Regions from separate parts of the Homo sapiens genome. Here region 1 is linked to region 2. A link is a contact called in ENCODE Hi-C or POLR2A ChIA-PET data. All regions are on one chromosome and are shown on one strand. The core of a region is the stretch at or near the end of the contact, and the rest is flanking DNA. Distances in the headings are between cores, read along the strand shown. Region 1 overlaps CCN2-AS1 (CCN2 antisense RNA 1). Region 2 overlaps CCN2-AS1 (CCN2 antisense RNA 1).

Region 1 (5,572 bases), core at 2,684-5,183, 44 kb after region 2:
TTAAAAGGATTTTATTATTGTACTGGACACTAATGTATTTGACATTGTTTAATTTTTAAAATCTATTTCTTAAAAGAAAATAGTTTTAAAACAGCCTTTAAGGATAGGACTGTAAGTATTGTCATTTATAAAGTGTCATTTATTTTAAACATGTAAAATTATTGGCCCTCAGATACCTTATATTTAATCCTTTTAACAACTCTTCATAGTAAGCAGTAATTTTCAAGTTTTACAAATAAGAATCTCATGGACTGTAGAGGTTAAGCATAGGCACCAGTGTTTAAACCAGTCTTACTCTAAAATACAGACTGCTCCCCCTATACCACACATTGCTCCTCTGATTCCACACATTGTTTTCTCAAATCCTTGAATAAGGGTTATTATTGAGGCTATTAAGAATGATTGCCAACATTGACTTGAACTAGAAATGTCAGAATGAACAATAGAATGAAAAAATGACAGTTTTGTTTTTTACTTTTTTTTTTTTATTTTTAACCACTGGGTTAGAATAGCAGAAGGTAGAATTAAGAGAACAAAAAGTAATTTTCAGTGGTAATATGCTGACTGTATCAAGAGTAGCAGGAATGATACTATCAAGGAAGAAAAGAATAAATATTTCAGCAGACAATTAATCTATCTCAGGGCTAACAAATCTAAAACAAATATACCATCAATAATACTCTATTTCCATTTCCTGGCTGGAAAGAGCTACACGAGCATATAACTTTGAATTGTTTTGTAAGGCCAGGTGACCTGCAGCTGGCTCATGGTTAACTGCTGGAGCCTCACTGAAGATGTAAATACTGTTCCGCAGCTTTGTGATACATAGCTAAAGACCATAAATGTGTATGTAATGAGTCAGAGAGCAGCAGTTCATTACTTGGGGCCTTTGTCACATATGCATCATATGAATACTGAACGACAATGATTTGCATGGAAAATCAGTTTAATGACAGAGAAACAAATACATAGTGGTTGTGAGCTTTCAATTTTGTGTCTAAAAAACGGATTCTAATCTCTTTTGTGCCATTTATTGGCTGTGTCTCTTTTCCTATCAGTGGGATGTACATAAGGGTCTTGGGATGGGTTTATTGTATAAGCTAAATAAAAAGAGGTATGTAAAACATGTGGCATGGTGCCTAGAACAGAGTAAGGCATCAACTCGTATCTGCTATTAGTACTGATGTCAAAAGATGTGGCATGCTGTTGTCTGGCTCCTCTTAAAAGGAAATTAAAACCTAAATTTGTCTCATGTGAGTATTCATCTCATATGATTGACCCCATAAGGCCACTAGGAAAACCGAATGGGAAAAAAACCCAGCATCTCACTTGTAGCTCCAGAGGAATAGGATTTGGGTTTGGGCTGTTCTCTTTGGTCCCTTTTAATCTGACCAACCTGATGCTTCACCAGCATAAAACTACTTTCTCCCAAGGTTTTCATTTGCAGAAACAGGAAGACCCTTGAGACCAATAACTGGTTATTTATTTTTAAATGTTCTAAAATAAAAATAATAGTGTGAGGCTTTTGCTTGAGCTTTCTTTCTGAAATGACCCTTGACAGGAACTGGAAATAGTTCTTGTCAATGCAGCCATTATCTCTCTTGTGACCAAACGGGATGTGGGAGGTAGGGTGGAATTTCTGAGTTCTTTGTACATAGGAATAAAATGTCTGTCATTTAGTTAAAATAAATTATTGATTTTTAAATCAAATTAAAATATTGAGTCACACAAGCAGGTACTGTACTTGAATTTTCCCTTATTTGTAAGAACTGTTTTTCACTGCTTTATGAATAGTGGGGAAAAATAAGGGGATATAAATAACAAAAACATGTTTTGGGCTTCATGAAACCCAGAAGGCAATTATAGGACACTCTGAAGAAAAAGTTTAAATTACCATAATTTCCCAGGAAAATAAATGATCCACTTTCTTGCCTTATCAGGTAAGCAAGCTGACAAAATGCTTTAAAAACAACTTTGGGATACTTAGTTTCCCTTTCCACTGGAGGACTGTGCACAAAGCTCAAATTATGCTTTCCATACCCCAGTGCTTTCTCCTCTTCCTGGGAACAAGGGTGTTAAGTGTCCCCAGCATCACTCAGGGATTGGGCTTGAGAAAGTCTTAGGAGCAAGACAAATGATTGATTTTGCTGGAAGGGAAACAGAAAAAGCCGGGCATGAATTTAAGTGGAATAATGACAGATCGCTTTAGCGGATCAAATGATTGATTTTCTTCAGGGATTAAGAGATGATTCAATTTGGGATTACTGTATTATTGCTTCTAGATCTGCAAAATATACGTGTCCGTGGCCTGAGGGTAAAGAAAGTAAAATAATGGGTCGTATCACATACATTTCTTGTTTAAATTTCCTCCAAAGCTTTAATTATTTCAGGAATAAATACCTCCTCCTCAGTATGAGAATCTGGGGTTTTCTTGCTCTGGCCCCTACATACTTATCCTGTCTCTTTGGTGGTCTTTCTCTCCTTGCATGCTATATGACATCAGAAGCAGTGACATCACTGTACTACCCCAGAAATGGGCCTCTCTGCCTTTGAATCTCATACACCTTTTGTCCAGAACGCTTCCATCTCCCTTACTTCCCTTTATTTCCTAGGCTAACTGATAAATCATTATTTAAAACATTCTACTTAGCCCTGAATCTGGGTTGTATGTACTTTCTATGTGCTCTCAAAATATCTCTTTATTTTTCTCAATCATTACGTTTATCATAGTATATTGTAATCATGTCTTGACTTTGATTTAATTGGTGTTAGGTCAGGCACGGTCAGCGGTCTATTTAAAAAGCTCCCTGGTGATTCTGATTCACAGCCAGGATTATGACCCACTGAACTGGACTGATAGCTCCATGAAGATAGGACAGTTGACTGTCTAGTTCACAGTTATAAGCCCATTTTCTAGCTCAGTGCCAGAAACACAGCAAATGCTCAAGAAACATTTGATCTATACATCAAATGTCTTTGTATCTCCAGTGTTTGTACAATGTTAAGCACAATTGTTTGTTGAGGGAGTAAATGCATAAATATGTTAAATTCTACAAAGAACCCATACATTAGTAAATTATAGTCTTTGCTTTCACAAAGTTATAGTTGGATAGGAGTAAGGGAAATTGAAGAAACACCAAAAATTCTGATATTATCACTTGTACATATTAACAATGAAAACATTTTCAGTGGTTGTAATGATTTCTTACTGAGAATATGTCTCATGGTGAGGATTTTTCTTTCTTCTGAATGCAGACATTTCTTTCTTGTGAATGCAGACATTTTTGAAATAGTATGGCAAATGTTCAGTTGATCGAAGCTTTGAGCAAATTCTGTTTAAGTTCTTTGGCAAACTGCTTAAATCTTGTGAGGTCATTCCAGACCATTCGCCTTTCCCTGTTATGCACTGAGGCAGGAAATGTTTTCTCCTTTTTGAAATGAGCAATTCAAGGGGCTGGTAAAGAATGCACATGGTGCGACATGCTATCAGCTCCCGCCAGCTGTTTACCGTGGTCTTTTTCATTCTTAACAGGGACATCAAGTTCTTTTGGATACTAGTTATGGTTTTATACATAAGACAAAATAAACACTTCCTGTAGGGCTTTAGAGGGTAACTTCACTCAAGTCTTATCTTCCATTTTCTTCAACAAAAGAGGAAAAAGTAAGATTTGAGAGAGGATTGCTATTTATCAGGTTATGCTGTAGTCTGTTGGCACATTTTAAAAATTTCTTTTTGGATCCTGAAAGCAGTAAAACTCCTCACCTTAACTTTCCCCATCTCATATCACTTAATTTTTCATACTGTGAGTGATCATGGCCCCCACCCAAGGTCATCTGAGAACAATTGTACCTTAGTCATTGACATTCTTAAGATCTTGTTTAGAAGGGATTGTTTGGAGCCTTTGTAGTCTGACCTGAGTCATCCCAGACTGTGCCAGGGTGGCTAAAGAACTGAACTTTCCCCAAAGGAACTCTTGTTATTGCAGAGAATCTCCAGGATGAAACACACAGTTAGTGCTCAGTGCACATGCACTTTGTCTGGAATTTACTGTCTGAACAGGGACAGACCACGACCTTTTAATCAGGATAGGCTTAGACTGAATTTTTTGTGCAAAGTAAATTTCCTTCTCGTAGAGTTTACCAGAGAGGCCACCCTGTAGAAAGGTATGATGGCTTAGTGGGAAGGCTATGAGCTTTGGAGTCAGAGAGACTTAAGTTTAAATCCCATTTCCGCCACGTATTTCGTGAATTGGGTAAGACACTTCTTTGAAACTCAGGTTTCTCATGTATAAAATATAATAACTCACTCATGGTGTTGCCATGAAGATCAAAAGAGTTAAGACAGACTATGTCCTTGCCTCTGGATAGCACTGAAAAGGTCCACTTTCTTTTTTGCTTCCTTTGCTTGAAAACTTGTTAATGAATTTCACTGGCTAATCTATAGAAATATTTCTTATCTAAAAGAAATATGTCACTGATTTTGGCAAATACACATTTTATTTAGAAATATTAGTTAAAACTATGCTATGTGCTGTAAAAAAAGAAACAGAGTGCCTTCCTACTATTCAGATGTTGTAATTAAAACTTATATAGCAAAATATGTACAGAGCAACAAACATTTCAATAAGGGAGAGCGGAAGAACATAATGGAAAAGGCACTGAATCTGAAGGCCCGACCCTAACCTCAACTCTAGCTGCGGGATGGAAGGCTCACTTATAAAATAAGAATAATATCTAACTTAATAGTGTTGTTCAGAAAAATGAAAGGGTGGAATGTTTGTAGATCTGCCTGGAAAATGTAATAGCACAATACTCACATTTAATTATTAAGAATAGGTTGTATTTCTTCTCCTACTTAACAAAAAACAAAATATTTTAAGAGTGAGGAATGGTATACAGTTGGAGAAAGGGCATTTTTTTCATAAGCCAGGGAGGAAGATGGTGGGTTTAGTTGCAGCATGCTAACTGAGAGCAATTTTGCATTTTCTCAGCTGCCCCTTGGAAGCCCGTCTAGACTTCACGTAGACAGTCCAGGTATTTGCTGAGTGGAGTGATTAGGTGGGGCTGGGATATAGACCTGTCTGGAAATAAGTAATCTTCCCTAAACCTGTGTGGCTGTGGCACGCTTGTGAAAAGGACTGTGGTGTATAAAACTACGGATGGTAAGACTGAGAACTTAAAACAAAGTAGAAGTTTGTAGGAACAGCAATAAAAATGGTGTGTATGTTCATTCACTTAAATATCACAATTCGTATAAGGTCGTGAAGGCATCTGCTACTAAGGCAAACTAAATTTACTGGTATTAAAAAGTTGCTCCAATAGGTAATCTTTTCCTGACCGTCCTTCTTAATTGTTCTAGAAGTCTTCTGAAATAGATTCTTCCATGTGTTGCACAAAAGTTTTGCAAACTCATTTTAAAGATTTTAGATCTTACTGAGTTGGGATTCAACAATTTTTGCCCTTGTCATTTTTTCATTTCCTGAAGTATTGGCAAAATCTTTGTGTAGCCATTCTGTATGGTTCTGGTCTTTATCCCACATCTGAGTAGGTAGAGCCTAAGCAGGTCTCCCTT
Region 2 (6,198 bases), core at 408-2,907:
CATTACACTAAGTATTTTTATTTTAAGGGCCAAATAGCTTCATCTAGATTTGAGAAGTCATTCAGAAGTGTTCAAAACCAATATAAAGATCACTTTATTTCGAAGTATGGCTTCTTAGTGATGTAAGAGTCAAGTTTCTACTAAATTAATAAAAAGATTTAAAATAGAAACAGATGAACTCATTATGAAGTGCTTTATACATCTTTGGATTTTCATAACTTAGAAAAGCAGAAGTCAATCACCACCAATTGGACACATTTCTTCTACTTAGCTCCAGTCAGAGCTTATGACTAAAATGATTTTGAATTGTTCTGCATAGTTTTTCATGGATTTGGAGAGATCTCACTCTATCATTAAGAATTTGGCTGGCATATATCTATATGCCTACCCTGTCAATTGTTATTAGGTATAACAGTCTATGATATTGTGAGTCTGTGGCTTTTAAAGAGATGTTCATTTCATATATGTCTTAGTTTTAACGTATAAAGCAGGAAACAGGTGAAATATGCCTTAATCGGATAGATTGTGAGTCCTTTTGTAGCAGGGAGCATGCTTTCTGTGACTTGTACCTCCATAAAATTAAGGGAAGAGTTCAGAGTGCAGTATGTGCTTCCATAAATATTTTAGTGGTGATTAGAGAATATAATATTCAAGTGATTTAGGGGTTTTGTATGGCAAACTTTATAATGTATAATTTCAAAGACCGTTTTTCCAATTAGGGGCTGTGTTTATTGACGATAGGGATGTAAATTACTTATATCTGTAAGAGCAACGTAGTGCATTTAGTGGGCACTCAATAAATGCTAGTTGAGTAAATGAATGAAAAACAATTTGAAAGTTATTTTTAAAAGTTTATTAAGTGAACTTCAACTAAATACAAAATAGGGTAAAAGTATAAAGAAATATAAGCTTAAAAATAAATATTCTAAGAAGCTATATTAGTCAACAAACTCTCTTGGGGAAGGGAATGTACTTCCTTCTTGTTAGAAAATGGTTTGTATGAAAATGAATAGCACCTGTAATGGTTAATTGTCTTGCTTTAAAATCTCAGAGGGCAGAGGGAGTGCTCCCAGGTAAGTCCAGTCAATTTATATCCTATAAGCTTCATGGCCTGCTCCCTCAGTGGTGGGGACATTCTCTTTTGTTCTCTAAATGTACAATGAGACACATTGATCTAGAAGCACTGAGATTTAGTGCCAGTGTCAGCATTGAAAACTGAGGCCAGCAATAAATATCAATATATGGAAAGCCAAGCATGCTTAAAACAGTGTGGTAGGCCCGGAGGAAAGGGCAAACACTGAGAATATGAGAAGAAAAGGAGCAAAGTCCCCAAAGGAGAAAGAAGTGTCTTTATTTTCTACATTTCCTGTGAAAGGCTAATTTTGCTGCTTTCAAGCAATTCAAAATGATTATAGGTGAGTTACTGCTGCAAAGATGCTTCTCTGTGTGTGTGTGTGTGTGTGTGTGTGTGTACACACTAGCAAGATCTCTTGCTTTTCAAGAGGAAAGGTATTTTTATATTCATTTAATCATTTAGTCTGAGACTTCTGATTCTCTTAATTTGTCATCCAAAGGGGGTGTGTCCAATTTTTCTCCGTGTGTCCTCAGACACAGAAGGCTGAGGGAGAGTGATGCAGGCAAGGGCTGCTGACTGGTTTCCCCCACCCGCCTTCCTCTGAGCCTGGCCTGGTGTGTGGCTGCTGTTTATACCTGCTGAAGTGCTTTCTGTGTTTGAGTTGGCGCTGCCAGCTTACACGTTAAAGCCCCAAGATGTTCATGAGGTCTGTCCCAGAGCTTTGAAACCTATGAGCTGGCGGCTGGGGCGAGAAATGTCTCTCTCAGTTTTTGGGTGAACTCCATGTTTTTTCCAGGAGGTTAGATCACTGTCCACAATCCAGGCTTGCTAGACAGAATGTAACAGTTGCTGTTTGAGACATCCTGAACTTTTAAAGGCAAAAGGCAGAGGAGGGAGGGAGAGGAAAAAGCCCAGGGTCAATTTAACAGCTGGAAAGGAACATTTTTATATCTGGTCAACAAAGATTTTTACTGAACTGGAAAGCTTTATCATCAAGCAAGGAAAAAATACCACTTCTTATTATGACAAGGGGGTATATTGTTACAAACTTCCCAGGTCCATTCCAAGTCATGTTTGAGACCAGACCAGATTCATCAGTGGTTGTGGCAGAAATATTAGGTGTGATATAATTTTTGTAAAAATTTACCTGGCCATCTCCCTGCTCCTTTCGTCAGTCTGTAAAGATTTTTAGAAGACTCATCTTTTTCACAAATGGCAAAATTCTGAAAACTGACACCTACTTGTTCCCTGCCCACAGTTCTTGGCTCTTTCATGTTGCCCTTTTTGTCATATTAGGAATATTAGTATCTGTTTTTGTTGTTGTTGTTGTAGTTGTTGTTTTTGAGACAGAGTCTCACTTTGTCGCCAGGCTGTAGTGCAGTGACGCAATCTCGGCTCACTGCAACCTCCGCCTCCCAGGTTCAAGTGATTCTCCTGCCTCAGCCTCCCAAGTAGCTGAGACTACAGGTGTGCACCACCACACCCAGCTGATTTTTGTATTTTTAGTAGAGATGGAATTTCACCATATTGGCCAGCATGGTCTTGATCTCTTGACCTTGTGATCTGCCTGCCTCTGCCTTCCAAAGTGCTGGGTTTACAGGCATGAGCCACTGTGCCTGGCTTATTATCTGTTTTGTTGTTGTTGTTGTTGTTTGCCTAAGATTTCTCTCCTTCATCTCTTTCAATGAAAAGTCTTAGTTCATGGGGAGAATTCTGTTGTTGTTATATAGCTGAGTATGGCAGGAATTCTATATTTTGCTTCTGTCCCTATGTGTGTATGAATGAACTAGAGACATGTAAAAGACCTCATACCTGAAAAAAATTGACAGAGATGTCAACTACTTATATCTGTAAGAGTAGAAAAATTACTAAAAAAATTTTAGTAAATTATTTAAAAGTTTTATGCCAAAGGGCAGTAATACGTCCAAGCAAAACAGTAGACACATTGAAGAATAAAATTTAAAGCTGGATATGATCGAATTCCAAGTTCATGGCAACTTTGTTTACAGGAAAACATAATAGAGCCCTTGTCACATTCTCCCCTCTGCCACCCCCAAACAAGTACAAAGTCTATGTTCTTATAAATATGTTAAGAATTTCATCTGTAATGTTTGTTTATGAAGACCATAAAAATGCCTTTGAATGAAGTAAGTCCCAGTCTTATTTTGCCAAGCCAAGGGAAAGAATCCTTTCTTTTGGTCTTCCACCTAGAGAATTGCTAGTGAGGCGTGAATGGTCTCTTCTTGACTCTTTAAGGTAGCATATTTATACTTGGGCAAAACTCAGTGGTCTTCCATATCATAGTGACAGCCTCTTTCTACCTCCCTCTCCATACCTCTTTCTAATTCACATTGCTTGCCTGACAAAGCTGAAGAATGTCTAAATTGAACATTTAATTTGACCTTGTCTGGAAGCAATGCCATTAGAGACAGACCTATGTTATATCAACTCTGATGTGATTATAGCTGTCCCAACATATGAGATGGCTTTGTTTGTCATTCAGGAGGCCTACTGATGCAATGTGTATTCTCTGGACCTCTTCATGAAAAAAAAAATGTTTATACCTGTGAGCATGTCCAGATGGCAGTGAAAGACTCCCATTCATGAGAGCAGCACTCAGCAATTCATGGTTGCCAAAGTATGCAGCGAAGGCATGCCCTCTGCCATTCCATGGCCTTGTAAGGAAACAGTTTCTAAGGTGACAGACTAGCACCCTTGAGGCCAGAGACCCTAGTGTTTTAGATTGGGGGGATGTGGGGAGGGCAGGGGGACAACATGAAATAATACCGAGAAAAGCAGTTTTTGTCATTATTCTGGCAATTTAGAAAGGGGAAAGAGTGAGAGTGGGGAAAGGAGAAGGGGTTCAGAGTTTTCCGCTTTAGGTCTCAAAGAAATTTAATTCAGATCTGCTCTGCGCATTGTGAGCATAATGCCCTTTTCATGGGTTAATTTCAAGGACATAGGAGATTAAATTAGGTCCAAGGCATGACCAAAGGGACAGGCTCTGGGCTTCCAGGCTGTGATTGTCAGGTGGTAAATAGGCAGGCACTCCAATTCTCTTGGAATCTGTGGCATTCTTGGGATTGCTTTTTCTGTGTGATATTCCCTTAACGCTATCACTGGAATGGTAAAATGTCACTTGAACAAGAGTTCTCAAGGAGGTATTGCTGACCCTAACAATATTGATGGGAAGGATTTTTTCATTGGACCACCTCCAAATGTAGGAAAATCTCAGGTGACAGCTTCTAGCATCCAGCTGTATTGTAGATTATAAACTCAGTAGGCAATGCTGAAAGATACTATGTCTTTCACAGAATTTGGCACATCGTTACTGCTTCATACCCAATACGTTAAGGGTAGGGAGAAAGCTTTTTGTGTGGATGCAGAAAATAGCTTTAAAAATTAAAGAGGTCCTCAAGTTAAAAAGGGAGAATTGTTTCTGATAACCAAGTTTGCATTTGCTTAATCTTGGTGTTATTGGAGAAAAAGAAGGGTTTCTACACATCACACTAGGATTCTGGATGATGAAAGCATAATAGCTTGCTTTTGCTAGCTTTCATCATGTTAATGTTGTTTGGGTATTATTGAAATGGCAAGGGGCCTGGCATACATGTTATTTTCCAAACCTAAATAGACTTTCATGAAGCTATCTGGTTGTATTGGCATAACATGAAACCGATTCTTAACACCCAATGGTAAGCGAAGTAGGGTAGACTAACAAAGAGTCAGTTTGGGTTAGAAGAACTTCCCCTTGTTCAAGTTTATTCTCTTTAGTTCAGCACTTTTTTGGATATTTAACAGACAAGGATACAAGTGAATAGACTGGCTCTTTGATGCTCCCTGATATGGCACAGCAGAGGGCCAGTGGTGGGGGGTAGTCAATCCGGCCACCACAGAAACTCATTAAGTCACAGGGGCCATGAAACTGCATGGAGTTAATGCAGTCTCCTACCATTTGTAACTAACAGGCTGGGACAAAGGCCCCTTAGCACACACAGAAACTACGCCATGTAAGGGATTATTCGCTGTATCCCAATTAACATACTACAGTGGTCTCCTCGCTGCCATCTAGCTGCAGTAGGCCTGGCCCTGTCCTGCTATAACAACATTATAGTAACCACAAGAGGCCCTGGAAACTATCAGTCATTTCTTGTGTTGAAATGCTATTAATTCCCTGGAAACTTATATTAGGTAGAGGGAGGGGTGAGCCGAATGGAAGCCTTCATGAGGCCTCAAACAAAAAGGGCCATAGAGATACCTCCTAAGAGCCTGATCATGAATACCTGTATCAAAATTGAGGAAGAGGACTCAAGGGAACCTCATAAGATTCACTTAATAGTCTACTTTTAAGCTGGTGAATTTTAAGGCACCCAGAAAAAAGAATTAACTGTTCCTTTCTTAATATTTCCAGAAGAAAATACTACATGTAATCTCCGAAGTGCCAATTCCATGTTTCAGCCCCTAAGGATGTCTTGTGTCAAATTTACATCCTAGCTTTTTCAATCAGACTACTTCCTTTTACTATTTATTAGTTGTACATAAAGAGAACAGTCTATCATTCCACTCAACACAAATTTGAACAACATCCTAAAATTTCCTCTCAAAGGAATTAACAAGAGTCCCTAACTTCTACACAGATTGTAGTTCATAAGGATGTTTGGAAATTTGCAACCTAGTTAGAAATAATATGTTACTGTTGGTGGGAATGTAAATTAGTTCAACCATTGTGCAAGACAGTGTGGAGATTCCTCAAAGATCCGGAACCAAAACCACCATTTGACCCAGCAATCCTTTTAATGGATATATAACAAAGGAATATAAATCATTCTATTACAAAGATACATGCAAGCGTATGTTCATTGCAGCACTATTTACAATAGCAAAGACATGGAATCAACCTAAATGCCCATCAATGATAGACCGGTTAAAGAAAATGAGGTACATATACACCATGGAATACTATGCAGCCATAAAAAAGAAAGAGATCATGTCCTTTGCAGGAACATGGACGGAGCTGGAAGCCACTATTATCAGCAAACTAACACAGCAACAGAAAACCAAACACTGAACTAAACTGAACAAAGCGGGAACTGAACAATGAGAACACATGGATACAGGGAGTG

What was found. Hi-C counts contacts between places; a loop is a spot of excess contacts on that map. ChIA-PET counts read pairs that join two places held with the same protein, here RNA polymerase II (POLR2A).
Region 1: a map of Calu3 shows a loop between it and region 2 (2.1-fold over the local background). The contact joins two enhancer-like sites. A Hi-C loop is called at or near these places in 4 of 168 maps with a recorded cell type or tissue (Calu3, IMR-90, aorta and 1 more). POLR2A ChIA-PET finds 5 or more read pairs at or near these places in 3 of 52 experiments (B cell, HEK293 and activated naive CD4-positive, alpha-beta T cell).

What each region holds. Positions count from the first base shown.
Region 1 is chr6:132,059,983-132,065,554 of GRCh38, forward strand. All of the region lies in intron 2 of CCN2-AS1 (CCN2 antisense RNA 1), which reads left to right. Among named protein-coding and RNA genes, the nearest start is that of MIR548AJ1, 52 kb to the right of the region's middle. Within about 2 kb of position 3,934, at least 3 of the 41 ENCODE cell types and tissues checked have a DNase peak (open chromatin) inside an H3K27ac peak, as active enhancers do.
Region 2 is chr6:132,018,579-132,024,776 of GRCh38, forward strand. All of the region lies in intron 2 of CCN2-AS1 (CCN2 antisense RNA 1), which reads left to right. Among named protein-coding and RNA genes, the nearest start is that of CCN2, 70 kb to the left of the region's middle. Within about 2 kb of position 1,658, at least 13 of the 41 ENCODE cell types and tissues checked have a DNase peak (open chromatin) inside an H3K27ac peak, as active enhancers do.